Regions from separate parts of the Homo sapiens genome. Here region 2 is linked to region 1. Evidence: chromatin loops called from intact Hi-C (ENCODE). Cell type or tissue: breast epithelium. All regions are shown on one strand. Links, peaks and the distances in the headings refer to the core of each region. The heading gives the core; the rest is flanking DNA.

Region 1 (16,431 bases), core at 5,504-13,503:
TGCACTCCAGCCGGGGTGTCAGAGTGAGACCCTGCCTCTAAATAGAAACAAAAGGGAAGGAAGGTAGGAAGGGAGAGAGGGAGGGAGGTACAAAGGGAGGGAGGTACGAAGGTAGAGAGGGAGAGAGGGAAGGAGTGGGGGAGGGAAGGAGGGGGGGAGGGAGGGAGGGGAACAATGATATATGTTATATTCACTTCGATATCTACTGCTTTTAAAATGAGGCATATTTTTATGTTATGTGTATTTTCCATTTTTTAAAAAATTGAATTGAAAAAGCCGGTTGCAAAAGGGTACACATAATGATTCCATTTATTTTTTAAAAGGATGTAGATTTACATTATAATGAACATTATTATTAGTGCAAATTATACATAAATGCAAATGGCAATGACACAGTAAATTTCCATTTTTCCTCATCTTTCTTCTTTCACAGAATTTCTGATGAAAAGAATGAAAACCATTATTATTTCCCACTACATCTACCGTGGGAAAACATTCAGATGAAAGTGTAGCCCTGCTCCATAACGTCTTCACTCCAAGACCCAGGGTGAAAGAGCAGCCTCTAATGGGAACACTAGCAATCGCCCAGGCAAAGGGCAAGAGGCAGAGCAAACTCCACACTGGCCCAGCGGTGACACATTCAATTGTGTTCACATTTAACTGGCCAAAACAGTCACAGGGCCGAAACTACCCCTGCAGCGTGGGGAAATAGAACCTTCCCCAGACAGGGGTGGTGAATATGTGGACAACAATACAGTGAAGTACAGCGGTCTCCTCTTCCTTCAACACACAGCTGGGCACTGGTGGTTGCTTATTGTGGAGCTGTGCCTTCCTCCCCCGCATGCTCCTCCCGCCACTTGCCCCATAACTGCTCTATATCCTGCTCCCTGACCTGGATCTTTGCTCAAATGTTACCTTCTCAATGAAGCCTTCCCTTCCTTCCTCCTAGTTCCCATCTGCTTTAGTGGTTCTCCATACTTTCAAATAGTTCAGCCAAAACCAACAAGTATGTGTGGGTGTATAGATGTATATACACACATTTATATACAGACAAAGTGAATGTAACAAAAAATAAACTGATGAATCTAGGTGAGTCATTCAAATTTTCTGCAGATTTAAAAATTTTTAGGGCCAGGCGCGGTGGCTCACACCTTTAATCCCAGCACTTTGGGAGGCCAGGCGGGTGGATCACTTGAGGTCAGGAGTTCAAGACCAGTCTGGTCAACATGGTGAAACCTCACCTCTATCAAAAATACAAAAATTAGCTGGGCATGGCAGCGGGCACCTGTAACCCCAGCTACTCAGGAGGCTGAGGCAGGAGAATTGCTTGAACCCGGGAGGTGGAGGCTGCAGTGAGCAGAGATTGCACCATTGCACTCCAGCCTGGGCAACACAGTGAGACTCTATCTAAAAAAAAAAAAAAAAGTCCAGAATAGAAAGTTGAGGGAAAAGTTAGACCCACCAGCATGGCTTTTGTTTTTTTCTCTAGCCATGTACAGCAGTACACAGTAGGCACAGAGATGGACTAGCCAGGGCTGTTGAGAGAGGAAAAGGAAGTGACAAAGAGACGAGGTGATAGAGAGTGGAACTGAAGGGTAATGATAATGATGCAGACACAGGAAGCCCTGGCAGCACCTGGATTCTTGATTCCAGTCTCTTCCTGTGACCCAGCTATCTTTCTATCCCTAGGTTCAGAAAGAAGACTCCTGTATCCTTAAAATAAATCCCATTTTTGGCTTAAGCTCAATAAGATGTTCTATTACTTACTGCACGTATGCATAGAAATACTACAATTCCTCGGAGATGCGATCAGCAGTTTGCTTGTGCATAGAGTATCACCTTTTTTTCACCATCTTATATTAGGTTTTCAGGATTCAAATTCATTTACACTAACTGTATATTCATGTAATAACTGAATCATCCCAGAGAGCAATTTTGAAAATCGAACCACATACAAATGCTATGTGCTTACTACTTGACTTAAGTTTCTTTTTCAGGACAGGTAGGGGTTAGGCAGACGAGGAACAAAGGAGCGCCGGCAGAGATTGGGAGGCTTTGTGAGCACACACACTGTTTAGGGAACGCTGAGTAGTTGGTAAGAATGAGTGTGTATGGACATGGTGAGGCACAGACAAGAAAGACAAGCTGCAACAAGCTCATGACGAGCTGTGAATACCATCCTAAGACACTGAACTTGTTCGTGAAGGCAAGAAAGACATCTTTTGAAGGATTTAAGCAGGGGAATAACCAGGTAAGATGTACTTTTCTTTTTTTTTTTTTTCATTGAGACAGTTTCATTTTTGTTGCCCAGGCTGAAGTGCAATGGCATGGTCTCGGCTCATTGCAACCTCTGCCTCCCTGGTTCAAGCGATTCTCCTGCCTCAGCCTCCTGAGTGGCTGGGATTACAGGCACCCGCCACCACACCCAGCTAATTTTTGTATTTTTAGTAGAGACGGGGTTTCACCATGTTGGCCAGGCTGGTCTCAAACTCCTGACGACCTCAAGTGATCCGCCTGACTTGGCCTCCCAAAGTGTTGGAATTACAGGCATTAGCCACCTCACCCGGCCCAGATGTACCTTTTAAAACAAATCACTCTAGCTACTGTGTGGAGAACGAATGGAGGCAGGCCACAAGCAAGCCTGCGCAATGGGCATAGGAAAGGGACAGCTCTGGAGATACTTGATCTGTGTTCCCAACAGAACTTGGCTGTTATTTGGAAGTAAAAAGTGAGGAAGAAGAATAATCTAGATTTCAGGCCTGGATACCTAAATGAATGGTAAAATACCCTAAAATTGAAAATACAGAAGGAGATTTTAAGAAGATGGGTTATGATTAGATTACTGAGTGTGAGGTACCTGGAAGAATACCCAACCAAAAATGTCCTACAGGTTGCCGACATCTGTTTTGTTTTTGTTTTTTTGAGATAGGGTCTCACTCTCTATCACCCAGGCGGGAGTGCAGAGGCACGGTTTCAGCTCACTGCAACCTCTGCCTCCTGGGTTCAAGCGATCCTCCTGCCTCAGCCTCCCCAGTGGCTGGGACTACAGGCATGCGCCACCACACCCAGCTAATTTTTGTATTTTTATTAGAGACGGGGTTTCACCATGTTGGCCAGGCTGGTTTCGAATTCCTGACCTCAGGTGATCCCCCTGCCTTGGCCTCCCAAAGTATGCCCAGCCCCAACATCTGTTTTATTCGCCATCACTATTTTCTTTTTCTTTTTTTTTTTTTTTGAGACGGAGTTTCACTCTTGTTTCCCAGGCTGGAGTGCAATGGTGCAATCTCGGATCACTGCAACCTCCGCCTCCCAGGTACAAGCCATTCTCCTGCCTCAGCCTCCCGAGTCGCTGGGATTACAGGCATGTGCCACCACACCCGGCTAATTTTGTATTTTTAGTAAAGATGGGGTTTGGCCATGTTGGTCAGGCTGGTCTTGAACTCCTGACCTCAGGTGATCCACTTGCCTCACTCACCCAAAATGCTGGGATTACAGGCGTGAGCCACCGCACCTGGCCTCACTATCATTATTTTCTTGTTCTAGGAAAGATTTAAAGTGATTAACAAAAAATGCATTAAGGCGGCCGGTACAGCGGCTTACGCCTGCAGCCCCAACACTTTGGGAGCCAAGGTGGGCAGACCTCCTGAGGTCAGGAGTTCGAGACCAGCCTCGCCAAAATGGCAAAACCTCGTCTCTACTAAAAATACAAAAATTAGCTGGGTATGGTGGCTCATGCCTATAATCCCAGCTACTCGGGAGGCTGAGGAAGAAAAATCCCTTAAACCCAGGAGGTGAAGGTTGCAGTGAGCCAGGATCGTGCCATGGCACTCCAGCCTGGGCGACAGAGCGAGACTCCACCTCAAAAGAAACAAACAAAAAAACACACATCGAATGTATTTTTAATTTAACTTAATTAAATTAACAAGTTTAATTCAAAGAGATAAGGAAATTAGGACACAAGCAAAATGATGGTAGAAAAAATAGGGCCGGGTGTGGTGGCTCAGGCCTGTAATCCCAACACTTTGGGAGGCCGAGGTGGGTGGATCACGAGGTCAAGAAATCGAGACCATCCTGGCCAACATGGTGAAACACCGTCTCTACTAAAAATACAAAAATTAGCTGGGTGTGGTGGTGCCCGCCTGTAATCCCAGATACTCAGGAAGCTGAGGCAGAAGAAAAGCTTTAACCCAGGAGGCGGAGGTTGCAGTGAGCCAAGATCGCGCCACTGCACTCCAGCCTGGCAACAGAGCGAGACCTCGTCTCAAAAAAAAAAAAAAAAGAAAAAAGAAGATAAAGCCAGGAGTGAGATCAGCACACACTACACACGTATAGCAACACAGTAAGTAACTGACAACACTCCTCAACATCAGCAGATGCTTAATGGCAAAACAAGATTCAAAGGAAAAAGTTTGAGAGTAGCCCAAATGAAGAGATCCAAGCATCAGCTTTGCTGGTGCGGCTTGATTTCTGGGTAGAGTTGAGAATACCTGGGGCAGGGGTCCAAATCCTGGGACCCATGAAGGCCAGGAGGACCTTCAATTCCCTCAAGATTTTCAAGGAGATCCCTTACCCCAAAAAATCTTAAAAGATGACTCTCCCAGGCAATGCCCTTCACTCAATCCTCCATAAAAACTTGCTCAGGGCCAAGTGCGGTGGCTCACCCCTGTAATACCAGCACTTTGGGAAGCAGGCGGATTACCTGAGGCCAGGAGTTCCAGACTAGTCTGGTCAAGATGGTGAAACCCCGTCTCTAATAAAAAATATAAAAGATTAGCTGGGCGTGGTGGTGCATGCCTGTAATCCCAGCTACTTGGTAGGCTGAGGCAGGAGAATTGCTTAAACCCAGGAAACGGAGGTTGTAGTGGGCCAAAATCATGCCACTTGCACTCCAGCCTGGGTGACAGGGACTCTGTCTCACAAAAAAACAAACAAACTTGTTTTGCACAATTACAGAAATGTGGCCAGTTGTCTGTTCCTCTCTTCTGATAGCTCCCTTTTACACCTCGTTATTAAAGGGTGGATTCCAGTACTACAAATTCTACAAGTAAGTATGCCGTAGGTTTGCAGTATGCTGCATTAATGCATCTCATTTATATCTTGTTGTCTTTTGAGATAAAAAAAAAAACAGAAAACAGAAGGTGGAAACAAACTCTTGCGGTGGCTTACACCTGTAATCCTAGCATTTTGGGAAGCCAAGGTGGGAGGATCATTTGAGGCCAGGAGCTCAAGACCGGCCTGAGCAGCATAGTAAGATGACTTCTCTACAAAAAAATTTTAAAAATTAGCTGGGCATGGTGGCACGTGCCTGTAGTCGTAACTACTCAGGAGGCTGAGGCAGGAGGATCACTTGAGCCTAGTGAGCTACAATTGCACCACTGCACTCTAGCCTAGGCAACAGAGTGAGACTGGCTCCAAAAAAAAAAAAATTGTCCAGAATCTCACTAGCTCACTAGGGATTCTAAAATACACAGCAAAATGAACCTCTACCGTTAGAAGTCAAGGTGTTAAAGAATGGCTTATTTTCTGATGACCACACTTAGGAGTACTTCAATGGCTACTAGAACCCCAGAAAGGTTTTTATTTTCTTTTGTTTTGTTTTGGTAAAGGAAAATGCCATACATAAACATTCAGGACTCATCCGAACCTTCTGGAACCAGCTCTCCTGGGGAAGTCAGAGAGGAAATACAGTCATGGGCTGCATAACGACATTTCAGTCAATGTCAGATCACCAGATCTTACTGGTGGTCCGGTAAGATTATAATACCATATTTTTACTGTTCCTTTTCTATGTTTAGATACACAAAAACTCACTGTTATTGTACAACTGCCCACAGGATTCAGTATAGTTACATGCAGTACAGGTTTGTAGCCCAGGAGCAATACCTAGGCCATACCGTAAGTATCCAAGGAGTTATACTATAGAGCCTACGTGTGGAATAGGCTATGCCATCTAAGTTTGTGTAACTATACCCTATAGTGTTCACATAATGATGCGTTTCTCAGAACGTATCCCTGTCATTAAGTGATGCATGACTGTAGTTGCTTGTTTTAAATCACCATGTAGGTTACATTCATCTACCCCCAACCTTTCCCAACCCCCTCCACACACACACAGGGACCTGACGACTGAATAGAACAGGACTGGCTCCCAGGAATACAAACAGGCTCTCTTGCTTCTCCTCATTGGTCATGCCTTAGCATGGTTCCTCCACATCCCCTACTCAAGCAGGGTCTTAGTAAACAAGTAAACAAAGCACTAGCAAAGACCCCAGAGTTGCCACCCCTCAGCTCTCCTGGGTAGAAGAAGCCTTCCCTTGGCTTGGGCTGAAGACCTATGCCCCAGAGGTGCCATTCTGATTGTGTGAAAGGAGTGGAAAAAAAAATGCCTAAAATTAAAATGGGAGCCTCCAGATACGCTCAACAACTTCGGATGCCTACAGCTGTGGTCACTGTGACACGTGGAGGTGAGAGGCATAGAGGAATGGGGCAGACTGGGAGGGTGTTGTCAGGATAGGGATCGGCTGCCGCCCTTCACGCCTCGGCCTTGCCCTAAGCAGCCACGCTTCCATGGCTTTATGCACAGCCTCTTCGTCTCCTGGGAACTGCATGAGCTCAATGGGCTTCAAGCTCCTCCTGTTCAATTCATAGACAATGGGAATACCAGTGGGCAGGCTCAGCTCCATGATGGCCCCTTCCGGGAGAGCCTCCCAAGGCTCGACTGTGCCAGAAAAGCTGCTGCCAGGAGCCTCAACCAACACCTGTTTCCCCTCCTGGATCTGGGGAATTATTTCTTCATTCCAAAAGGGCAGAGCTCTGACAATAGTGTCCTTCAGACTCTTACAGAAGAGCAGGTGCCCTACAGTGTAGTCTGCCCACCAGCAATCCTTGCTGCTGTTGCTGTATAATAAATGTTCAGCTCCATCAGAGGCATCAAGATCTTTTTGTTGTTGCTGTTGTTTTTAAGACGGAGTCTCGCTCTGTCCCCCAGGGCTGGAATGCAATGGCGCAATCTTGGCTCACCACAAGCTCCACCTCCCATGTTCACGCCATTCTCCTGCCTCAGCCTCCCAAGTAGCTGGGACTACAGGCGCCCACCGCCACACCTGGCTAACTTTTTGCATTTTAGTAGAGAGGGGGTTTCACCATGTTGGCCAGGTGATCCGTGATCCGCCCGCCCCGGCCTCCCAAAGTGCTGGGATTACAGGCACAAGCTACCGCGCCCAGCCGGCATGCAGATCTTTATCTGGCCCTCATGGTTCTTGACAACAGCTTCTGCTTTGTTGAGGCCAGTCAGACCCTTATAGTGCCACTCCAGGAGGTGCACCAAGTCATCACTACTGGGAGCCACATCTGGTCAGTGGCATCCAATACTGTCCAGGGGGTCGGCATTGCTGTCTTCCGCCCTGAGGTGACACAGATGTCAAAATCACAGCCAGCATTTCTCAGTGCCTCCCAGAAGGCTCAGGTCAGTGTCACACCAGCCGCTGAAGTGCTTCTCCAGGTGCCAGGCACCCTTGCCCACCTGCAGGCGGCAGCTGGTGGGCTCAGGATGCAGCACTGACTGTGGTCACTGTGATTCCAGAGTCCCCACTGCCTGGCTCCCAGTGCACACCACTCCCCCAGCTCTGTACCCCATGCCCAGCTTCTAGTGCCCCTGGCCCACCACCCAGCACCCCATGCCTCACTGCCTGGCTCCTGTGCACTTTCTCCAGCACAAGTTTTAACACATATAAACCTAACAGCTCAGTGAGGCCAGCTTCCCTAAGTCTGCACTAACAAGTAAAGTACCAAGGCTTCCAAGCAATAGAGAAATGTTACAGGATGAATATGACAGAGTGGAAACAGACGGGGGTAGAATGGCACGGTCACCCTGCAATCTCATTTTTCCAATCATTTTCTGCTTCACTTTCCAGGTTACTTATCCAACTCAAAAAATGTTTACTCAACAGTTACAAAAAGCTTGATTGATTAACCACATTTCTTCTCCAAAGAATATCATGACTATGTCCAGGACTTACTCCCAAATCAAAACCCTAAAGTATCTAGTGCTTTTACCCAAGCACTCCGCTACAGCTCAAACACGTCACCTCTAGAAGGGGATCATCCATGTCGGCTCCTGGCCTCAGCCCAGGGTACTCCTGGCACTCCCACTTTAATTGTAACAGAGACCCTTTTACTCTCACAAGAGTCCTTGTGTGGACATGACCTGAGAAGGTCACCCCACATCCGACAGTCCAGCTGTTCCTTCTCCTCTCTTTACCTACATACCCTCCACTGCCTCCCATGCTTGCTTCCCTGCCACCGGAATGCAGGCAAGGCAAGTCACCTTCCTCCTCCTTGAGAACTTTCCCAGGTGAGTAAATATCTCAAAAATAAAGCACAAAATACTTACAAAGGCCAACTTCTAGCAATTACTAGCAAAATACATTTTTCTTTTTTCTTTCTTTTTTTTTTTTTTCTGTGAGACAGGGTCTTGTTCTGTCAGCCAGGTTGGAGTACAGTAACACGATTTCAACTCACTGCAGCCTCAACCTCCCTGGGGAGGACTGCTTGAGCTCAGCAGTTAGAAACCAGCCTGGGGAACACAGCAAGACTCCATCTCTAAAAAAAAATCAAAAAATTAGCCTGGCATGGTGGTGTGTGCCTACTCAGGAGGCTCAGGCAGGAGAAGCGCTTGAGTGCAGTAGTTTGGGGCTGCAGTGAGTCATGATCACGCCACTGCACTCCAGCCTGGGCAACAGACACTCTGTCTCAAAAAAAAAAAAAAAAAAGAGAAAAGACTGTAAATGGTATTTTCTCAGGGAGAAAAAAAAGGTTGCGACCCTTTAATTCTCCAAAGCCAGGCAGTAATTATATCTTTTTTAAAATACAAGGAATTTTATAAACTGTAACAAAAATTGTTAATTGTGTTTTTTGCATCTAATTGATAACATGAAGAACGTTAAACACGCCTAACCCCATTCTGCCAGCTGGTGAGAACTAAGGACCAAAGGCATAAAACTGCCTAATTAAAGTGTTTTCTTAAGTCACCCATAATACTTAAAATATTAATATTATTACTTCAAATTAGAATAATAAGGGGCCAGGTGTGGTGGCTCACACCTGTAATCCCAGCATTTTGGAAGGCTGAGGCGGGCCAATCACCAGAGCCCAGGAATTCAAGATCAGTGTGGCAAAACCCCATCTCTACAGAAAAAAAAAAATACAAAAATGAGCCAGGTGTGGTGGCACATGCCTGTAGTCCCAGCTACTCAGGAGGCTGAGGTGGGCTGGGGAGGCTGAGGCTGCAGTGAGCCATGAATGTGCCACTGCACTCCAGCCTGGGTGGCAGAGTGAGGCCTTGTCTCATGAATAAATGAATGAAGCAGTCCACCTGAAAGTGAAACAGAGACCAGACCATGTGCAATGGGTGAGTGAAGTGCTACCCCAGGCCCCATCTTCTCAAGCCCTCTACACAATGAGCAATCGCGTAGCTAGCGCTGGCCAGGATCCCAGCTGCACCTGTTTCCAGCTGGGTTATCTCTCTGAGCCTCGATTTCCCCATTTATAAGAAAGTGACAAAATATTTCTTATCTTATAAAATAGTCATCAGAAATAAAGGTAATATAACAAACAACTAGAATTAGTATGTATTTATCAGCTTATAGTTTATCCCCACCCAGTACAATACAAGCTCCAAGAGAGCAGGGATTTGGTCTAGTTTATTCACCGCTGTATTCCCAGCAACTATGACAGTACCTAACTCCCAGAGAGCACTCGGTAAATATTTGCTGAACAAATGAAAAGTGTTTACTTGACACACAGTAAATAGTCTTTTTTAAAAAAATAATTTCAGCCTAGCAGTTTTCTCCATCCCTTTGCTCTTTTAATCTTCCTCTTAGGCTCAGTTTCCCCTTTGTGTAGGGTTCTGCTTTATCTAAATAATACGAGTGTGTACAAAAGCACTAAAAAGCATCTCACGTGTCATCTAATTGTGAAATTAGGAGCAAGAGAAACCAAAAAGATCAAGAGCCTAAAACTGCCAAACATTACATGGCAGAGAAACATGCTGAGTGTAGAATAATTTTAACTGCATTCTGTTATTTAAAGAAGGTTTCCTGCTGCAGAAACTTTATGCCCTTTATAACCAAAAACATCCCAGGGGATAGAAGTGGATGGTATGGTCTCCATTCTCATCTTTGATCCTACTTGGTTCAACAGACAAGATTAACGTAGATGACTAAGCATCTACTACTTCTACTTCTGGTTTTGTTTTGTTTTGTTTTGTTTTTTTGAGACAGAGTCTTACTCTGTCATCCAGGCTGGAATGCAGTGATGCAATCTCAGCTCACTGCAACCTCCATCCCCAGCTTCAAGTGATTCTCCTGCCTCAGCCTCCCAAGTAGCTGGGACTACGGGCACGTGCTACCACACCCAGCTAATTTTTGTATTTTTAGTAAAGACAGGGTTTCACCATGTTGACCAGGCTGGTCTCAAACTCCTCATCTCAAGTGATCTGCCCACCTTGGCCTCCCAAAGTGCTGGGATTACAGGCATGAGCCACTGCGCCTGGCCAGCATTCACTACTTCTAACACTATTCCATAAAACTGATTCTGGTAACTTTTGCCCCATGTTGGCTGGGTGTGGTGGAGGAAGGCTTGAAGCCAGGAGTTGGAAACCAGCTTGGGCAACATAACGAGACCCCATCGCTACAAAAAAAATTTTTTAAATTAGCTGGGTGTGGCAGCACACGCCTGTAGTCCTAGCTACTCAGGAGGCTAAGACAGGAGGATCACCGGAGCCCAGGAGTTCAAGGCTACAGTGAGCTATGATGCTGCCAGTGCACTCCAGCCTGGGAAACAGTGAGATCTTGTCTCAGAATAAAGAAAGGAAAGAAAAGAAAAAGAAGGAAAGAAAAGAAAAGAAAAGAAAAGAAAAAATGATGAAAAGGTGGCCTACGAGACATTTTCACAAGCATTTGTTCCAATTGGCATTCATTAAAATTCTCCCACTCACAACCCATTCTAATCATAACATTTCAAGCCAAAAGATGCTTTATTCATGTTTCCCTAAACTAGAAATCACCAAACCTTTTGGCACAAGGACATCTGTTCAAAGTAAAAACACGCCGGGTGCGGTGGCTCACACCTGTAATCTCAGCACTTTGGGAGGCCGAGGCAGGTGGATCCCCTGAGGTCCGGAGTTCAAGCCCAGCCTGACCAACATGGAGAAACCCCATCTCTATTAAAAATACAAAAATTAGCTGGGCATGGTGGTGCATGCCTGTAATCCCAGCTACTCGGGAGGCTGAGGCAGGAGAATCGCTTGAACCCGGGAGGTGGAGCTTGCAGTGAGCCAAGATTACACCACTGCACTCCAGCCTGGGCAACAAGAGCAAAACTCCATCTCAAAAAAAAAAAAAAAAAAAGGAGAAAGATAATATTACAGACACCAAGGGAATGGGTACTGTTCCAAAAAAAATGCCCCGCAAGTGTTACCATGGCTAGACTGGAAGAGTCTACAATGTTACCCAGCATGCTGCTGGCATTGTAGTAAATGAACAATGGCAACAGTCTTGCCAAGAGAATTAATATGCATATTGAGCACATTAAGCGCTCTAAAGGCCAGCATCATTTCCTAAAACTCATGAAGGAAAATGATCAGAAAAAGAAGAAAGCCAAAGAGAAAGGTACCAGAGAAGCACACTGTGTGAGAACCAATGGGAAGAAGCCTGAGCTGCTGGAACCTATTACCTATGAATTCATGGCATAAGAGGTGTGAAAAAAATAAAAGACCTCTGAACTGTCAAAATGTTTCTCTTCATTGAGTAGAAGTGTGGTGTCCCCTCGCCCAAAGAACTATTTAAAGCAAATTTTAATTGTGTCCTAATTCATTATGCCATGTCTTTACTATTCAAATTTAATGTATTTCTTGCTGAAAGATGTGAGGTGGCTTACTGTGCAACAAATTACTCAATTGGTTAGAAAACAGCCAGATATTACTTACAAAATATTTGTATTGGTTTGAAGATAGTCCCTCTAAATCATCATGGAAGAAATAAAATAGCTTACAAAAATAAAAATTAAAAAAAGAATATGGAAATAAATGTTTATGTGTCAAAAATCCTGTCTTTTTTTTTAAAAAAAATCTAATATTTCTAATTACTACCCCAACAACAAAAAAAGATTTGATGAAGGAAAATGAGTTATCTAAAGATTCAATATCAGATGGACATGGTGGTTCACACCTGTAATCCCAGCACTTTGGGAGGCCAAGGCAGGAGGATCACTTGAACCCAGGAATTCAAGACCAGCCTGGGCAACATAGCGAGGCCTTGTCTACAAATAATAAAAGAATTAGCCAGGCATGGTGGCAACACCTGTGGTCACAGATACTTAGAAGGCTGAGGTGGGAGGATCACTTGAGCCCGAAAGGTCGAGGCTGCAAGTGAGCCGTGATCACGCCACTGCACTCCTGCACTCTAGCCTGGGTGACATAGCAAGACCTTGTCTCAAAAAAAAAAAGTTTTCAAAATCAGCCATGCAGCGGGTAGGGAGAGCATTAAGAAAAATAGCTAATGCATGCTGGACTCAGTTACTAAGTGATGGGTTGATAGGTGCAGCAAACCACCACGGTACACGCTTACCTATGTAACAAACTTACACATCCAGCCCATATACCCCAGAACTTGATTGTGCCACTGCACTCCAGCCTGGGCGACGAGCAAAATTCCATCTCAAAAAAATTAAATAAAAAATAAATAGGCCAGGCGCAGTGGCTCACGCCTGTAATCCCAGGACTTTGGGAGGCTGAGGCGGGTGGATCACGAGGTCAGGAGATCGAGACTACCCTGGCTACCACAGTGAAACCCCGTCTCTACTAAAAATACAAAAAAATTAGCCGGGCATGGTGGTGCATGCCTGTAGTCCCAGCTACTTGGGAGGCTGAGGCAGGAGAATGGCGTGAACCTGGGAGGTGGAGCTTGCAGCGAGCCGAGATCGCGCCACTGCACTCCAGCCTGGGCAACAGAGAGAGACTCCGACTCAAAATAAATAAATAAATAAATAAATAAAAGCCATGCACGGTTGTAAACACCTGTGGTCCCAGTTACTCGGGAGGCTGAGGTGGGAGGGTCGCTGATGAAATTAGGAGATGGGGCCTTTGGGATGTGATGAGGTCCTGAGGGCGGAACCCCTGATGACCTGCGGATTAATGCCCTTATAAAAGAAAGCCCAGGGGGCTCCTTTGCTCCTTCCTCCAAGTGAGGACACAGTGAGAAAACAGGTATCTATGAACCAAGAAGTTGGCTCTCAAGAAACTAAATCTCTTAGCACCTTGATCTTGGAACTTCTCAGCCTCCAGAATGCAGAACGGTGAATAACAAATTGCTGCTGTGTACAAGCCACCCACTTTATGGCATTTTGTTATAATAGTCCAAATGAACTACGACATCTACCCAGGCATATATCCACCCACACAGAAAAAGTCAATGACAACCAAGACCAGCTACAGAATGTTCAGGGCCCCATGACAAATGAATATGCAGGCTACCTTGTTCAAATGTATTAAGAATTTCAAGACAGCAACAGCAGAGCATTAAACCAAGCGTGGGGCACCTCTGCCTGCAGTCACATGCCTGTGAAGCTGGCCCTGGTGACAAGTATAGACACAGGTCTAACAAAAGACCATGATCACAGACATGATTCCTGAGGAGTGCCTGGCACGATGGGTGCTCAATATGATCTACCCGGACATCTTAGAAGTTCAATTCCCAAAAACGTCCATTAAAGCAGTGTGCTACCTCATCTAGTCAGAAAATCTAACTAATTAAATCACCACTGACCAGGCCCAGTGGCTCATGCCTATAATCCCAGCATTTTGGGAGGCTAAGGCCGGAGGATCATTTGAGCCCAGGAGTTCAAGACCAGCCTGGGCAACATAGTGAGACCCTGTCTCTACAAAAAAAAAAATTAAAAAATCAGCCAGGTATGGTGGCATGCACCTATAGTCCCAGCTACTCGGGAGGCTGAGGTGGAAGGATTGCTTGAACCCAGGAGGCGGAGGTTGCAGTGAGCCAAGATGGCACCACTACACTCCAGCCTGGGTGACAGAGCAAGACCCCGTCTCAAAAAAAAAAAAAAATGACACTATTAGACATCTAGAATTTATACCAAGCACTGACAGGGAACAAAGAAGCAATATGCATTGAATGTGTCATGTTTAATTAGAAAGGTAAAGTCACTTCTCAATCTAGGACCCAAAAGATACCTCTTTTCCCAGTCTTGACACTGCTGCCAAAGAACTGGACAAGATGCCAAAGATTTAGCAGCTGTTGAGTAGTTAATACAATGACATCCAATTCAGAGATTTTCTCCCCCTGCTGGGAGGGGTACAATTCTTTCAGAAGACAAAAATAAGTCATCTGATGGGAGTAAAGTGTGTCACCTCAGGCTGTATTCTTTAGTCCTGATATGCAGAACATTTCTCCTGGGACTCCTCGAGTCCCCTTTCTGCACACTCTTCTTTCCCTTTCAAAGCTCTACACTCCACCTTCACCCTCTTAGTACATTCAGGCCACCAATCACTCCACGTTTTAGAAAAAGTGGTAGCAGTGTGGCTCAATACAAAAGATGGCCCCTGGGTGAGAAGAGATTTTTGGAACTAATGGGTCGGGGGAGAGGATTCCAACCCAACCTTTCACATAAGCCACGGTCTATTTGCTACCTTAACTAGTAAGATACCACTATTTATGCTGTTGGCATTATTATATGCAAAAGATTTGTTAGATGTTATATGGACACCAACTAAAACTCCAATTATACACAATTCAATCTTACTTTGAGAACTAACTTGTCCCAAGAATCCACTCGGCCAGGTCACTACACCATGCACACTTCACATCACTCCAATTAATCTGAAGAACAGTGCTACGAGATGGTATTCCATACCCCCATTTTATAAGTGAGGAAACTGAGGCTCAGAAAGATTAAGTACTTTCCCCAGAATCATCCAATTTGTTGCTCCAAATAAAATCCAGGTAAGAGCCAGGAACAGTGGCATGCCTGTAGTCCCAGCTATTCAGGAGGCTGAGGCGGGAAAATCATCTGAGCCCAGGAGTTTGAGGCTGCAGTGAGCTATGATAATGCCACTGCACTCCAGCCTGGGCCATAGAGCAAGTCCTGTCTCAAAACAAAAAGCAAACAACCAAAAAAGCCTGCAAGTATGTCTGACTCTGAATTAGAACTCTGATAATGAGGCTTTTTTCATCAAGTGCCTACCTTAACCTAATTAACACAACTTAATGCAGCAAACAAATAAACTATTGCAATACTAGAATTGGGAGGCAGGCCGGTTGTGGTGGCTCACGCCTATAATCTCAACACTTTGGGAGGCCGAGGAGGGAAGATGGCTTGAGGCCAGGAGTTGGAAACCAGCCTGGGCAACATGGCAACATAGTGAAACTCCACCTCTATAAAAAAAAAAAAAAAAAGAATAGGAGTCCTGAAAAGACATGTTGTATCACTGCATTCATTCATGCATTGAACAAGTATTTGTTCTGAGCCACTCTGTGCCAAGCCCTGTGCCAGAACTTGGATAAAAAGCAGTAAACAAGAATAGCCAGGAGTTCATATCCCAGTAGGAGCTACACCAAGTGAATAAATAATTCAATGCAGTGTGGTTAATGTTAGGAGAGAAGTGATTTTAATGAAACCCCTTTCCCGTTCCTCCAACTTCTCCCTATCACCTACTCCTTCAGCTGCTGCAGACCCTTAGTGGTTTTGGAGAGCTTGGGGTCACACATTTGGCTATGCCTGATATATCTCAAAACCTTTCAGATCAGGCCAGGCACACTGGCTCACACCTGTAATCCCAACACTTTGGGAGGCCAAGGCAGGCGGATCACCTGAGGTCAGGAGTTCAAGACCAGCCTGACCAACATGGCAAAACCTGGTCTCTACTAAACATACGAAAATTAGCCAAGTGTGGTGGTGCATGCCTGTAATCCCAGCTACTCGGGAGGCTGAGGCAGGAGAATTGCTTGAACCCCAGAAGTGGAGGTTGCAGTGAGCCAAGAGCGCCACTGCACTCCAGCCTGGGTGACAAGAGCAAGACTCTGTCTCAAAAAAAACCAGCCTTTCAGATCAGCAAGCAGCTACCAATATCCCATATTTGCCATCTTCAGTTTTTCTCCAATGTTCTCATATTTCTATCATCAATTTCAAAAGAATGAATGTAACAGAATTTGCCCAGAGTAAGAAGTAAATGAAACATTTCTCTTCACCACAGACTTATTTTTCTAACTTTTTTTTTTTTTTTTTGAGACAGGGTCTTTTGCTCTCTCGCCCAGACTAGAGGGCAGTGACATGGATCATGGCTCACTGCACCCTGGACCTGCCGGGCTCAAGTGATTCTCCCATCTCAGCCTCCCGAGTAGCTGGGACCACAGGTGC
Region 2 (16,431 bases), core at 5,526-13,525, 120 kb before region 1:
GAAGAAAAGATTCAGAGGACAAAAAGAGCCAAGAGGGTGGAGCTGAGAGGCTTGGTGAACAATTCCTGGGCTGTAGGACTGAGCCCTGAACAAGGAACTGGTGACATATGCCTGGTTGGATCTCAGAATTATTAATACTATGGACCAGTGACTCCTGTGGGGTACCATTTTCCACCTTTTTGAACAGGATCATCCAGAATGGTTTTCCCATGCCTGTCCCATCATTGCATGCATGGTGTGTGTGCACATGTTGTGTGTGCATGTGGTGTGTGTGTGCACGTGTGTGTCTATGTGGTGTGTGGTGTATGTGTGCACGTGGTGTGTGTGTGTGTGCATGTGTGTGTAGGTAACTTGTATCTTTCATTAACAGATCTTTAAATCCGTAAGATTAACACTCAAGGAACTACGTTCAAAGAATCCCATCTGAGAAGCCTCATCTGCAGCTGGACTTGATTTCAATGATGAGATGCTGGACTTGAAGCGGATGCCCTGATGGGATGCGGTTTGGGAATCTCACGGGAAGGAAATAAGGCATCATTTTGCAGATATGAAGAATGTAAATTGTTGCCAGAGGAGGAACGTGGCAAATGTTATTTGCAAGATGGTCAGAACGACGTCTCCCATCCCAGAAGCTCTTCTCACAGAGTGACGTTGACCTCCCTCCCAGCATGAGGCGGGTTCTGCATTTCTTCCCCTTCAATCCAGGCAGGCTTGTGACTGCTGCTGAAGTGACACTATGTGACTTCCAAGCCTAGGCTGTAAAAGGGCAATACACAGCTTCTGTCTGGTCCTCTTGGAAGCTTGCTCTTGGATCTTCCAGAACTGTGGGGGATAAAATCACTGTTATTGAACCAAGCCACTCCATTTTGGGGTGATTTTGTTATGCAGCAATAAATAACTGATACAACTAGAGTAACAAATATATGAAGAGATTAATTCATTCAACACATATATTTGCCAGGCACACTTATAGGTGCCAAGGATACAGAAAAAAATCTCTGCCCCCCCCCACCCCGGGCTTACATTCTAGTGGGGGGAAGTGGACTGTAAAGTACATAATAGATATAGCATGTTAGATAGTGATAAATGCCAAGGAGAAAATGCAAAGAAAGGGAATAGCAAGGGATACCAAGGTTAGGTGAATAAATTACATTTTTAAATAGGGTGGACAGGGAAGGACTCACCAAGGTGATATTTGAGTAAAGATCTAAAGCAAATAAGGGAGTGACTGACCCATATGTATATCTGTGGGAAGAGGATTCTTCATAGAGGAAGTAGTCTAGTGCCCTAGCAGGGGTGGAGAGCAATGAGGCCAGAATGGCTGAGTTTTTGGAGTAAGGGGAGTGTTGTAGGAGATGAGATCAGAGAGAATGCGAGGTGAGCGTTTTGCCTTCCAGGTTATTGTAAGGATTTCTTTCTTTCTTTTTTTTTTTTTTTTGAGATGGAGTCTCAGTCTGTCACCCAGGCTGGAGTGTGGTGGCTAGATCATAGCCCCTTGCATTTGCTGGAGCTTCTGCTCCAGCAGCCTTGAATTTCTGGGCTCAGGCGATCCTCCCACCTCGATCTCTGGAAGTGCTGGGACTACAGGCGTGCAACACCACACCTGGCTTTAGGGTTTTTTTTCCAGCCCCTTTCTTTCTTTTTTCTTTTTTTTTTTTTTGAGACGCAATTTTTGCTCTTTTTTTGCCCACGCTGAAGTTCAATGGCACACAATCTCGGGTCACTGCAACCTCTGCCTCCCAGGTTCAAGCAATTCTGCCTCAGCCTCCCAAGTAGCTGGGACTTGTACAGGCACGCATCACCATGCTTGGCTAATTTTGTATTTTTAGTAGAGACTGGGTTTCACCATGTTGACCAGGCTGGTCTCGAACTCCTGACCTCACGTGATCTGCCCATCTCGGCCTCCCAAAGTGTTGGGATTACAGGCGTGAGTCACCGCACCCAGCATCTTTTTCTTGAGATAGGGTCCCCACTTTGTCACCCAGGTTGGAGTACAGTGGTGTAATCTCGGCTCACTGCAGCCTCAACTTCCTGGACTCAAGCAATCCTCCTGCCAAAGCCCCTGAGTAGCTGGGTCCACAGGTGCATGCCACCACGCCTAGCTATAGTTGTTTTTTTTTTGGTTTTTTTTTTTTTTTTTTTTGAGACAGAGTGTCACTCTGTCACCCAGGCTGGAGTACAGTGGCACAATCTTGGCTCACTGCAATCTCCGCCTCCTGGGTTCAAGCGATTCTCTTGCCTCAGCCTTCTGAGTAGCTGGGATTATAGGCGTACACCACCACATCCAGCTGATTTTTGTATTTTTAATAGAGACGGGGTTTCACCATGTTGGCCAGGCTGGTCTCAAACTCTTGACCTCAGGTGATCCGCCCACCTCAGCCTCCCAAAGTGCTGGGATTACAGGTGTGAGCCACCACGCCCAGCCAAAGTTTTAACAAGATCATCCTACCTGCTTTTCTGAGAAAGGAGGTTAAGGGGAGAGGCAGGAGGACCAGTGATGCTGTTGGAATAATCCAGGAGAGAGCCAGCAGCAGCAACTCAAACCAAAGTGACAGGAGGGGACCTGGGGAGTAGTCGTCGAGTTCTGGGATACATTTTGTAGGTAGAACAGAGGGATTTTTTTGTTTGTTTAGACAGAGTCTCACTTTGTAGCCCAGGCTGGAGTACAGTGGCCCGATCTCAGCTCACTGCAACCTCCGCCTCCCGGGTTCAAGTGATTCTTGTGCCTCAGCCTCCCAAGCAGCTGGGATTACAGAAGCCCGCCACCATGCCCAGCTAATTTTTGTATTTTTAGTAGAGACGGGGTTTCACCATGTTGGCCAGGCTGGTCTCGAACTCCTGCCCTCAGGTGATCCACCCACCTTGGTCTCCCAAAGTGCTAGGATTGCAGGCGTGAGCCACTGCACCCAGCTGAGCAGAGAGATTTGTGGACAGATTGGACATAGGAGGAGAGCACAACAGCGGAGTCAAGGATGACTCGAAGGTTTGTGGCCTGAGCGACTTGGAAGGATGGAGTTGTCATTTACTGTGATGAGGAGACTAAGAGGAGCGGGCGTGGGGTGAAATGTACAGAGTTCAGGTTGGGATATGTTAAGTCTGAGGACCTTTTAGTCATCTGAGATGGCCAGTGTGTACAGTACAGGAGAGAAGTGGAGGTTTGAGATATACATCTGGGGTCAACGTGAGTGGCTAGTAACGAATGAAAGCTGTGATATTGAAGTTATCTAATTGTTTAAAATGGGGGTTAGGTCTAGAGCTGATCTCAAGGCCAAAGTCCCTTCCAAAATGCTATGCTGCTTCTCCTTGGGCATTCTGAGCTATTCTGAACTTCTAGCATTCTGGAACTCTGCCATACAGCAGGAGTCGGGAAGAGATGAGGCTGGAAAGGCCAGATGGCCTAGATTCATGTGCCAGTTCCACTACATTATGGTTGTGGAGGGTTAAATTAATTAATATATGTGGCCGGGTGCGGTGGCTCTTGTCTGTAATCCCAGCACTTTGGGAGGCCAAGGCAGGTGGATCACGAGGTCAGGAGATCGAGACCACCCTGGCTAACACGGTGAAACCCTGTCTCTACTAAAAATACAAAAAATTAGCTGGGCATGGTGGCGGACACCTGTAGTCCCAGCTACTCGGGAGGCTGAGGCAGGAGAATGGCGTGAACTTGGGAGGCGGAGCTTGCAGTGAGCCGAGATCGCGCCACTGCACTCCAGCCTGGGCGACAGAGCGAGACTCTGTCTCAAAAAAAAAAAAAAAATTAATACATGTAAGAGTGGCTTGCACATAGAATATGCTCATGAAATGCAAATGATCATCACCAATTCAGAATGACTTTCTTCACCAACACTATCTGACACCAGCATCAAGCTCATAGGCTACTGTGTCTCCTTCAATCAAAAACGTACCTTGAGGCCTGGTGTGGTGGCTCATGCCTGTAATCCCAGCACTTCGGGAGGCTGAGGCAGGTGGATCACTTGAGGTCTGGAGTTCAAGACCAGCCTGGCCAACATGGTGAAACCCCATCTCTACTAAAAAAAAAAAAAAAAAAAAAAAAAAATTAGCTGGACATGGTGGCATGTGCTCTAGTCCCAGCTACTCGGGAGGCTAAGGCAGGAGAATCACTTGAACCTGGAAGGTGGAGGTTGCAATGAGCCAAAATTGCGCCACTGCACTCCAGCCTGGGTGACGGAGCGAGACTCCGTCTGAAAAAAACCAAAAAACAAAAAAAAGTACCTACTCAAATGAGGCCTATTCATGTCACTTTAGCACTCCAATCAAATTGCTGTGAAATTCACTACTCGATGTACCAAACCCAGAGGTTACAAAAAGTGAACGGTGTGCTCAGCTTTTTTTTCAAAAGATATTCAATCAATATCTTTTTAAAATCTACACAACACTGAGTCACAACACAAGGCAGATTTTAATCATCTTTCTCTCAAGGATCATTTCTCTTCTGCCAATCTGATTCTCTTATTTGACAATCTTCCTTTTAGCCAAGACCTACTTTTAATATATTTTGGGATTTATTTCAATATCCACAATTAAGAGACTGCAGACAAACACAAAACAGCAACTCTTGAGACTCTAAAAATGGAAACCCAAATCATCTTCCCCCTATAGATAGTACAGGCAGGAGACTGACTGTGTCTCTGTCCTATCCGGCAGGTCCTTGAAACCTCTGAATTATTCAAAACGACAAGTGCATATGGCGGTATAAAGCAGCATTTTATTACATTCACGGGGACAACTGGAGGATTAAAATAAGAGTTTGGAATCTGGGATGGAGAGGAGACAAGCAGTACACACTGGTCAGATAACCACACAAACAAAATTAGGCAAGATGCCAGTCAGTATCCTAATTCTACAGGCACTAAGCTTAGATATGTAAGTTTAGTAAAAAGTAAACCCAATTAAACAGAATCTTCTGCATGGTGAGAATATGGATTTTTTTTCTTTTTGCTTATATTGCCTAAAATTTTTGCTATCATGAACTTTTTCCTTATTTATTGTGTCTATCTATCTATCTATTTTTTGAGACGAAGTCTCACTCTTGTCCCCTAGGCTGGAGTGCGATGGCGCGATCTCAGCTCACTGCAACCTCCACCTCCTGGGTTCAAGCAATTCTCCTGCCTCGGCCCCCCGAGTAGCTGGGATTATAGGCACCCACCACCACGCCCAGCTAATTTTTGTATTTTCAGTTGAGATGGGGTTTCACCATGTTGGCCAGGCTGGTCTAGAACTCCTGACCTCAGACGATACACCTGCCTTGGCCTCCCAAAGTGCTGGGATTACAGGCGTGAGCCACCGCACCTGGCCATGTTATATATATATATATAAATATATATAAATAAATATATATGTAAATATATATAAATATATATTTTTTCTTTTTTGAGACGGAGTCTCGCTGTCACCCAGGCTGGAGTGTGATGACGTCATCTCGGCTCACTGCAACCTCCACCTCCCAGGTTCAAGCAATTCTCCTGTCTCAGCCTCCCGAGTAGCTGGGACTACAGGCGCTGCCACTACGCCCGGCTAATTTTTTGTATTTTTAGTAGAGATGGGGTTTCACCATGCTGGCCAGGCTGGTCTCGAATTCCTGACGTCAGGTGATCCATCCGCCTCAGCCTCCCAAAGTGCTGGGATTACAGGCGTGAGCCACCGGGCCCGGCCTGAGGAAGAATCTTGAAGGTCAGGGAAGATACTTGAGATAAAGCAGAAGAAACTCAAGAAAGGCAGAAGACTGAATATGACAAAGCTTACCCCCTCAAATCAGCAAACAGTGAAATGAGAACCAAATGTCGAGACTGACATGAATAAGAAAGTTTTCTTTTAAAAATAGCAGCTCCTAATTGGATCCAGGAAAGATCATTCACCACATGCAAACTCACTTGGCTCTTGTTTACCCACCCGCCCTGCCCTTTTTTTTTTTCCACAAAAGAGAAGAGACTCAAAGAAGATTTCTTCTGAACGTGTGTCACCATTTATTGTAGTTTGCGTTAGGAATTGAACAGAGGACATTGTCTGTGGAGGGAAAAAAGGAAAAGAAAAAAGAAAGTATGCTTTTTATAGACTTAATTTCTTCAGAACACTTTATGGTTTCAAATCCTTTTTTTTTTTTTACCCCAAAGGAAATTTGAGAATTCAAGTATGTTAAGTAGGGAGCAGTAATACAAAAAGTCTTATACTTGTGTGCGCGTGTGGCTGTGTTTGTCTGTGTGTGTTGAAACCGGCAGACATACTCCCACATTCTTGCACCCTCTTTTGCTTTGGTAAGGCCAAACACATCACACAAATGACCCTGCCTCAAACTCACACACCCAAGGGTTGAAGAATTGATTTACCCCCAGAGGATAACTGTGAAGGTTTCAAACTGTCACGTAGCATTAAAAAAAAAACCCAACCCTCATCTCCCCAAAATATAAGTCACATAAGTCCTGATACACTTACACCCCTAGATTTTGCTGCAGCTGCTCCTCAGATGCCGAAGAGAGGCTTATCACAAGGACCAGAGCAGCAGGATTTTCTTTATTTTGTTTAGAATAAAAAAATCTTAAAGGGACATTTCAAAAGAAAAAAAAAACTGAAATTCAAATTCTGAAAATATCTTGCCTTTTTTATTAATCATGTCATCTAACACCAATTAAAAAAACAAATATGTGAATATGATATAAAAATACGATCCCAGGATTAACACTTGGTAGCAGGCACAGTTATCTCACAGAATATATGTTTGGAGGGCCAGGGAAAGGAGTTTACTTTTGTTTTTGCTTCTCTTAAAAAAATCCACAGCAGTGCAAGTAGGGTCAGGAAGGGGGAGAGGGGAAAAAAGATTCTTTAGCAGCAAAATGTCCAAGGTTCTCTAATCACAATCAAATCAACGGATATTGGATTAAAAAAAAATTCATGAAGGGATGCTGCCCAGACCCATTAGCCATCACTAAAAGACTTCCGTTGCCCCAAACTGTGACATACGAAGGACATGCTTTATTACACAAGCAACCATAAAACCTGTCCCTTAAGCTTTTGACCGTGTTTGTCACTTAAATATATGTACAGGAAGCGGGCTCCTCTTCTCATCCATGTCCTTTCAGGTCTCAGCGTTTGCTCGCTCTGGGTGGGCCTGGGGTTGGTTTGCCACATTTGGCCTCCAACACATGAACGGCAGCTTCGCTGCGGCCGCTGCTTCTGCTTGCCTCGTTGGCCTTGGCTGTGTCTAGCAGAGGGTGGGCGGCGGAACGGTTTAGTGATCGCTGTTCTGTTTCTCTCTCATCCACGCCTGAATCTGCTCTTTCAGTTCTGGCACTGAGAAAAGAAAAAAAGGAGGATTAATGCCCCAGATGGGAGGGCTCTTCCTGAGAGAGGATGCTTGTCGCTCTGTATAAATGGGAAGAAAAGGCCATTCTTTCCCTCATTGAGCCGAAGACTCCAGAAGGACTGGGACATGAGAGGGAGGGACTGGATGTCTGCAGGGAAAAAGGGCCAAGAGTGTTTTGGGTCTTTGCTACAGAGTGTCATAAAGTAGGTAGTTTCTGCATTTGATAAATTTCCCTTCTGCTTCATCTCCAATATGTGACTTGGGCTTTATCTCTTGGTACTGACGCCAGCGCTGCACCTCAAACTGCACCCTCCTCTACCTGGTTCCAGCATGCTCTCTGTCAGCGTCTGCCGGTTGAAGGGGTCCGTGGGGGAGTTGAGCAGGTGCCGCAGGATGATGGAGCGGTCCATGATGGTGCCAGAGGGCAGCCGCACGGGGTCTGTCATGAGGGTGTCCATCAGAGGGTCTGCGGGGACAAAGCAAAGCAAACTCTAATCTACTGAGAGCCCACGACTGAAAAAGAAAACAAAGCCCGTTCTACCAGCGAAAAATCTATCCAAAGGAACAGCAATCAAAGGGCCCCTGTGAGGCCCCCAGGTTTAGAAGGAAATCAGCCTTCAATAAAGGCATATACATTGCCTTTTGTAAGGGGAAGGCGCTTCTTTGTCAGCTACTGCTGGGGGGAGGGAACAGAGAAGAAAGCCTGGGACAGACCCAGCAGCAGGCCCCACAGGCTCCGTGGCGAGGACGGCAGGCTGGAATTCTTTGTCTTAGGACTTCTGGGAATTCTTTGAAAATGTGAATCCCCACTTGCAAAGGCAGCCCTGCCCTTAGAATCTTCAGGGTTGTTATCTGGCTTTAAGTCAGGCTAAGCTAAGGATGTTTCTTCCTCTCAATTTACAATATGAGCTAAAAATAGGCAAATGTAATTTAAGACAGATTGTCTCAAAAAGCAGCTCTAGCACACCATTAAAAAATTAATTGCACAGGACGTCCTCTTGTAATGTTATCGATTTCCAGTTAACTCAAAAGAAATCAGCATGAAAACGACGAGTCCACTTGCCTCTGAACTCATCAGGAGCGTCGCTGTAGTCGATTTCTGCGCGTGCGTTCTTGGCCACTATCTCCTCCACTTTCTCGGCGAGCAGCTTAAATTTTTCTATTGCTATTGTGGATTTGATCCCTGCCTTCCGCATCTTTGAAATAACTTCTTCAAACAATTCCTTACTGTAGGATCTCTGCAAAGGAGGAATGGCAATGTGAGACGTAAATGTACGTCAGGTGGAAAAAAGCGAGCTGCAGAAAATATCCAAAGTATTATCCATTTGTGGATTTTCCCCCACTAAAAAAGCCCTAAAATTATATATACACTTATATATTTTATATATCCGTCTTTATGCATTTATAGCCTCATAAAAGTATGCACTTTTTATGCTTACAAATGGATAAAGACTGGAATAATATGTGCCAAACTGTACGAGGTCACTCCCTCTGGAGAGGGCTGCAGGACTGAGGCAGACGGGCTTTTTTTTTGAATTTTTACAGCTAGCACGCATTTCTTTTAAAGTTTAAACATTAAAAAGAGAAGGAAATCTAGTCTATTTCAGTCCTTGGGGGGCACTGTGCCCTGGCAGCCTATAAGAAAGAAGAGGTGAAAATTTCAGCTCTCTTCCACAAAGGTAAGCATGGTAAAAACAATCCACTATTGTTCATACTCTAGAGGAGCCTTCTCCTGTTCACTTTCAAGCTTCTTCAAGCTCATTTAGTTCAGCACTAGCACATGTCAGGGGCTCCATGGACGTTAGACCACCCTGGTGAACTGATGAATAGGCCTGGGAACAGACACGATTTATGTCCCCAGGAAGGGAAGTTGTGGAGTGGAGGTCAGGCGCCCACCGTGGACCCAGACAAATCTGAACTTGAATTCTGGCTCTACCACCTACCAGCTGTGCAGTCGTAGGCAAATCTGAACCCTCCTAAGCCCAGGTTCTTTGAGTGTAAAATGGGCAGAGTAACATCTACCTCACAGGTGCCTAATTCATAAAAATCACTGCCATGCCAAACAGTAAAGTATGCTGTAGTTTGTATTTATAGTAAAACATATATGGCAAAAACACTGGCCACTTGCTTAGTGATGATATATATTTGTATTTGTATCACCATCGCAAAACAAGTGGCCAGTGTTTTTGCCATATATGTTTTACTATAAATATATATATATATTTTGAGACAGAGTCTCATTCTGTCACTCAGGCTGGAGTGCAGTGGTGCAATCATGGCTCACTGCAGCCTCAAACTCCTGGGCTCAAGCAATCCTCTCACCTTAGCCACCCAAGTAGCTGGGACTACAGGTGCATGCCACTATGCCCAGTTAATTTTAATTTTAATTTTTGAGACGGAGTCTCGCTTTGTCACCCAGGCTGGAGTGCAGAGGCACGCTCTCGGCTCACTGAAGCCTCCACCTCCTGAGTAGCTGGGATTTCAGGTGTGCGCCACCACGGCTGGCTAATTTTTTTGTATTTTTAGTAGAGACAGGGTTTTGCCATGTTGGCCAGGCTGGTCTCGATCTCCTGACCTCAAGTGATCTGCCCACCTTGGCCTCCCAAAGTGGTGGGATTACAGGCGTGAGCCACTGTGCTCGGCCTAAACCTCTTTTCTTCATAAAGTACCTAGCCTTGGGTATTTCTGTATAGTGATGCAATGGACTAACACAAGAATATCTGCAAATCATATATCCAATGATACATGTATCATCTGATATGACCTAGCATCCAGAATACATAAAGAACTCTTCTGGTTGGGCGCGGTGGCTCACGCCTGTAATCCCAGCACTTTGGGAGGCCAAGGCAGGCAGATCATGAGGTCAGGAGATCGAGACCATCCTGGCTAACATGGTGAAACCCCGTCTCTACTAAAAATACAAAAAAAATTAGCCAGGCGTGATGGTGCACGCCTGTAGTCCCAGCTATTTGGGAGGCTGAGGCAAGAGAATTGCTTGAATCTGGGAGGTGGAGGTTGCAGTAGGCTGAGATCGCACCACTGCACTCCAGCCTGGGCAACAGAGGGAGACTCCATCTCAAAAAAAAAAAAAAAAAAAGAAAAAGAAAAAAAGAACTCTTCCAACTCAACAACAAAAACACAAACAACCCAATTAAAAAATGGGCAAAGAACATGAATAGACATTGCTCCCAAGAAAATATAAAAATGGCCAGCAAGCACATGAAAAGGTGTCCAATGGTATTTGACATTAGGGAAATACAAATCAAAACCGCAATGAAATACCACGTCACTCCCACTAGGATGAGTATTTAAGAAACAAAAACAAATTAACATGTTTAATTTTTAAACTTCATGATGGAAAGAATATAAACTAAACCAAAGAAAAAAAATGAAAAAGAATGGAAACTTAAACCTTATACATTGCCAGTGGGAATGTCAAATGGGCGGCAGCTGTAGAAAACATTCTGGCATCCCTCAAAAAGTTAAACATGGAATTACCACATGACCAACAATCCCACTCCCAAGTGTAGACCCAAAGTAACTGAAAACAGGTGTTTAAATACTTTTACACAAATGTTCATAGCAGCACTATTTGCAAGAGCCAAAGGCTGGAGACAACCCAAATGTCTATCAATGGATGAGGATAAACAAATGGTGGTATATCCATACAATGAAATATTATTCAGCCTTAAAAAGGAATGAAATACTGATACATTCTACAACACAAATGAACCTTGAAACATGATGCTAAGTGAAGGAAGCCAGACATAGAAGGTTACACACTGTATAAGTCCGTTTATATGAAATATCCCGGAGAGGTGAATAGGTAAATCCAAAAATAGGAAAAGAGAGACAGCAGATTTGTGGTTGCCAGGGGCTGGGGCAAGGGGGTCTAGACAGCGACTGCTTTAAGGGTTTTCCTTTTGGGGTGATACATGTAGTGGAACTAGGTAGAGGTGGTGGCTGTGCAACGCTGTGACTGTACTACATGCCACAAAATGGTACACTTTTAAATGGTTACTTCTACGTTATATATTAATCTTACCTCATTAAAGAAGAAAAAAATAACAAGAAAATGAAGCATTACATTTGTGAGACGCAGACTCATATTCTGGTAGGTTAGAGGAGGGAGCAATTACTTAGGAAAGACTGACTGCATGGGGGAAGTGTGACTGATGGGATTTTTATTTTTTTTATTTTCTTTTTTATTTATTTATTTATTTATTTATTTGAGACGGAGTCTCGCTCTGTCGCCCAGGCTGGAGTGCAGTGGCGCGATCTCGGCTCACTGCAAGCTCCACCTCCCAGGTTCACGCCATTCTCCTGCCTCAGCCTCCCGAGTAGCTGGGTCTACGGGCGCCCGCCACCACGCCTGGCTAATTTTTTGTATTTTTAGTAGAGATGGGGTTTCACCGTGTTAGCCAGGACGGTCTCGATCTCCTGACCTTGTGATCCGCCCGCCTTGGCCTCCCAAAGTGCTGGGATTACAGGCGTGAGCCACTGCACCCGGCTATTTTTTTTTATTTTCTAAGTAGGTGCTGAATTTTTTTTCTTTTTTAATGGAAAATGGTGTTAACAGACAATGCTTCATGGACGACAGATATGCAGTCTGTCCATGGAACTGGCGTCTGCCCATAAAGACACAGTCTAGGCCACTTTAACATCTCCCTATCCTGGTCCTCTTGGCTCCCAGGACCAATGTGGTATCCCACTTCTCTGGCATGGAGCTCTGCCCTCAGATTCCTGAGCATCAAGCTCAGTGGCTCTTCACCCAGGCACCTTTCTGTCAGCCTTCTGGACATGGGTCTTCAGCCTACTCTTGGTATAGAGGGAGAGAAGCCTCTCAGTTTCTTTACCTGCAAAGCTGTCATTTTCCTCTTCCTTTGTCTTTCCCGGAAAACAAGACATACCAAACCAAACTAAGACATACCAAAGCAAACTAAGATACTGCTGCTTCCAAAGAAGAAAATGCAATTTTACAACCTCTTCCCCAGTGCTTGCCAACCATCCATCCTTCTGCACTTACCGCCCCCTGCCCCACCAAAGCTCTCTTCTAAAACAATCAAGTAAGCAGGCCCCTAATCAGCTTATGGCCAATATAAATAGAAAATACCCAACAATCAGCACACACACCACACTGTGAAAGGAAGCAAAAACACTTTTTTTTTTTTTTTTTTTTGAGACGGAGTTTCGCTCTTGTTGCCCAAGCTGGAGTGCAATGGCACGATCTCGGCTCACTGCAACCTCCACCTCCCAGGTTCAAGCGATTCTCCTGCCTCAGCCTCCCGAGTAGCTGGGATTACAGGCGCACACCACCATGCCCGGCTAATTTTTTGTATTTTTAGTAGAAACAGGGTTTCACCATGTTAGCCAGGCTGGTCTCAAACTCCTGACCTCAGGTGATCTGCCCGCCTCGGCTCCCCAAAGTGCTGGGATTACAGGTGTGAGCCACCGCACCCAGCCCAATACTTCTTCTTTTTTTTTTTTTTGATATGGAGTCTTGCTCTGTCACCCAGGCTGGAATGCAGCGGTGCGATCTCAGCTCACTGCAACCTCTGCCTCCCGGGTTCAAGCTATTCTCCTGCCTCAGCCTCCGAGTAGCTGGAATTACAGCCGCCTTCCACTGTGCCCGGCTAATTTTTGTATTTTTAGTAGAGATGGGGTTTCATCATCTTGGCCAGGCTGGTCTCGAACTCCTGACCTCATGATCCACCCACCTTGGCCTCCCAAAGTGCTGGGATTACAGGTGTCAGCCACTGCGCCCAGCCCCAACACTTCTTAAAATATGCTTTTCTCTCCATGTGTCACTGGCACATGTGTGTTTGTTTCACCACTCTGGAAGAACAGGACTATTTAGACATTCAAGGAGCCCCGTGTGTCACTGTGCCAGAAACTGCTGTCTACAACCCAAGCCAGGTGCCACCAGAGGCCACCACCATAATCTAAGGCATGACCAGGCAATGCAATGTGTGGTTGGTCACCAAACAAAGGCCGCTCAAAGCATTCCTTTGTCACCCAGTTGCTTTGCATCACCTCACTGGGCGTGCTGTGCCCACCCACACCGAAACCTTCTGTGTGTTACGTTAAGCGCCTGTGATGTGGCAGCCACAGCACAACCACCCTGGAGAGGGCGCACACTAAACAGCTCTTCCAAGTCTCTCTACGGCAACGATGGAAGAGCCCTGGGGCTTTCCACACCGACCTCTGGCTGGGCTGGAGACGCCAGCTACAGTCAGGTGTGGACCCCACCTCAATGGGTAAGTGCTTCCCTTTTCTTTCCCTCACTGCAGGCTATGACTTGCTTTCTGTTTCTAAATCAGTGCAGTATTATATAGTCGGGGGCTAGTAAAGCAGTGTTTGTGTGTGTGTGTGTATATATATATATAATTTTTTTTTTTTTTTGAGACAGTCTTGCTCTGTCGCCCAGGCTGGAGTGCAGTGGCTCGATCTCCGCTCACTGCAAGCTCTGCCTCCTGGGTTCACGCCATTCTCCTGCCTCAGCCTCCCGAGTAGCTGGGACTACAGGCGCCCGCCACCACGCCCGGCTAATTTTTTTGTATTTTTTTTAGTAGAGACGGGGTTTCACCGTGTTAGCCAGGATGGTCGTGATCTCCTGACCTTGTGATCCACCCGCCTCGGCCTCCCAAAGTGCTGGGATTACAGGCATGAGCCACCGCGCTCGGCCAGCAGTATATATTTTAACATCTACAAGTAACTAAAATTTCCTAACCCTCTTACGAGCCACTACTTTGTATGATAAAACTGCTTTAGACACACAGTCATGTGTCGCTCTGAGAAATGTCTTGTTAGGCAATTTCGTTGCTGTGTAAACATCATAGAATTTACTTACACAAACCTAGATGGCGTGGCCTACACCACGTCGAGGCTCTATGGTATAGCCTATTGCTCCTAGGCTACAAAACTGTACAGTGTGGGACTGTACTGAATCCTGTCGGCAGTTGTAACACAATGGTGAGTATTCTAAACACAGAAAAGGTACAGTGAAAATACGGTATTATAATATGATGGGGCCACATGGTCTTTGTGGTCCAGCATCGACAGAAACAGCACATGACTATGTATTTTTTCACTGCAAATCCTTTGTTAAGACCACTTCCCCTGCTACATCAGAAAGCACCTACATATGTGAGTTATAGCTCAATAAAGCTGTCATTAAAAAAAAGTACCTACAATGCTTCTATTGTAATATTACTCCTTTGGATGAGATATGGGTAAAGAACCTTCTAGAATGCCTACTGATGATTAACTTGAGCCATGAATAGTATTTGGATAAGTAGTGTGAACAAAGACAGAGACACAGAGACAAGCATGGTTCTTTGTGGGCATTTTAAGTGGACAGCAGAGAGACTGAGGATATGGGTTCAAGGCCAGGCTGCCTGGACATGGATCATGCCTCTGTCCCACACTAACTCTGTGACCTCGAGCAAGCTATTTAACCTCTCTGTGCCTCTTTCCTCACTTTAAAACAAAGACTTTACAGAACCTACCTCAAAGGATTTTGTGAGGACTAAATGGGTGGAGATACGAAAAGTGGGTGAAATGAGGTGTACAGTTAATAAACATTAGCTGTGAGGACGTTGAAAATGAGGCAGAACGGACCATGGAGGGGGCCAGCCCTTTATGGGATGACTAGAAGATCACGCAGGGACAGCTTAGCCTAAATCGGTGGCTGTGGAAATGAAGCACACACAGACAGATCTGCTCACAGGAGACCCACGGAATAAAGGAGAGGGAAGAATGTAAAGAAAACCACACAAGATTTTTAATCTGGACAACCCCAAAAATAACAGCACTCTAGCAGGAGACTAGGAAAGAAGATTCTGATCCCTTGAGAAACCGGGCTCTTTTCAGAAATGTAATGGATTTGTCAAGAAGGCCCTTAAAAAGATGGGGTAAGAACTCAACTGGAGAGGGCTCAGAGCGCCAAACCTGCTCTTTACTTTTGTTTTTTACTTACTTACTTACTTATTTATTTATTTTGAGACAGAGTCTCACCCTGTTGCCCAGGCTGGAGTGCAGTGGCACAATCTCAGCTCACTGAAACCTCTGCCTCCTGGGTTCAAGCGATTCTCCTGCCTCAGCCTCCCGAGTAGCTGTGATTACAGGCATGCACCACCACACTGAGGTAATTTTTTGTATCTTTAGTAGAGATGGGGTTTCACCATGTTAGCCAGGCTGGTCTCAAACTCCTGACCTCTTGATCTGCCCGCCTCGACCTCCCAAAGTGTTGGGATTACAGGCGTGAGCCACCGTGTTTTTGAGACAGGATCTCACTCTCTCACCCATTCTGGAGTGTGGTGGTGCAATCACGGCTCACTGCAGTCTGGCCTCAAGCAATCCCCCTGCCTTGGCCTCCCAGAATGTTGGGATTACAGGCCTGAGCCACCGCGCCCAGCCCAAATCTGCTCTTCACACTCAAAGGAAAACAACCCACTCATCTTCATTTACACCAGACGAGTTCCCTGGCCACTGTGGTTATTATCTCCAAATCTGCCAGTAAACTCACAGAGAGACCAACTCAACTCACTGACCTGGTCGTCAGCAATGGCTTTCGCGAACCGAGCACAGTCCAGCTGTAAGTAAATATCCGTCAGTTGGTCCAACAGCTTCTTTGGTTCAAAGCCGTATTTCTCAGGGTTTTCAACTTTCAGGTCACGGCACTTGGGGCCACAAAGTTGCTGAAGATTAAAGTTCAGCATTGCAGCCAATCGGGGTCCAAGCTCCTAGGAAATCACAGGATAATAGGACAATTCATGCTGTTGAGACAAGTGAAAAGGACCAAAAACTCCCATTTCAGTGGAGGAACAGGAATTGGTTGGATTAATCTTCAAAGAATCCTTACAGGTGCTGTGTATCATAAGCTGAAGAAAGACAACATTATATTTCAACTTTACTCCCCATTTCTGATCTGATAATTCTAATACTTAATGGAATGTTGCAGGCTGATGAAATATTTATTTATAAATACCAAAAGAAGCCAAACTTTTCTTTACATTTATGCTTTTAATTAAAAAAAGTATCACTCCAAATTCATTGAGAAACAAGTAAAAGAGAGAAAATTATACAAATCTTACCATTATCTGAGCAAAAAA

The links. A loop is a pair of places that touch in the nucleus more often than their neighbours do. Peaks named below come from ENCODE experiments on the same cell type or tissue, not always from the same donor. Only the 100,000 strongest peaks of a DNase experiment are listed, where the experiment ranks them.
Region 2: it touches region 1 in a loop (8-fold over the local background); 2 of 110 quality-filtered maps call a loop at or near these places.

Annotation. Positions count from the first base shown.
Region 1 is chr1:10,049,761-10,066,191 of GRCh38, reverse strand. All of the region lies in intron 1 of UBE4B (ubiquitination factor E4B), which reads right to left. It also overlaps the pseudogene RPL21P21 and the pseudogene PGAM1P11. Among named protein-coding and RNA genes, the nearest start is that of UBE4B, 25 kb to the right of the region's middle. RefSeq lists an enhancer at 6,063-6,993. In breast epithelium, for the core only: no CTCF peak of the experiment used is centred there; no DNase peak of the experiment used is centred there; H3K27ac peaks cover 2,348 bases.
Region 2 is chr1:10,170,769-10,187,199 of GRCh38, reverse strand. UBE4B (ubiquitination factor E4B) reads right to left here. Exons shown (of 28, transcript NM_001105562.3): 25 at 15,871-16,062; 26 at 8,382-8,556; 27 at 7,638-7,784; 28 at 5,961-7,305. The coding sequence ends at 7,244. Among named protein-coding and RNA genes, the nearest start is that of KIF1B, 32 kb to the left of the region's middle. RefSeq lists an enhancer at 13,617-13,696. In breast epithelium, for the core only: no CTCF peak of the experiment used is centred there; no DNase peak of the experiment used is centred there.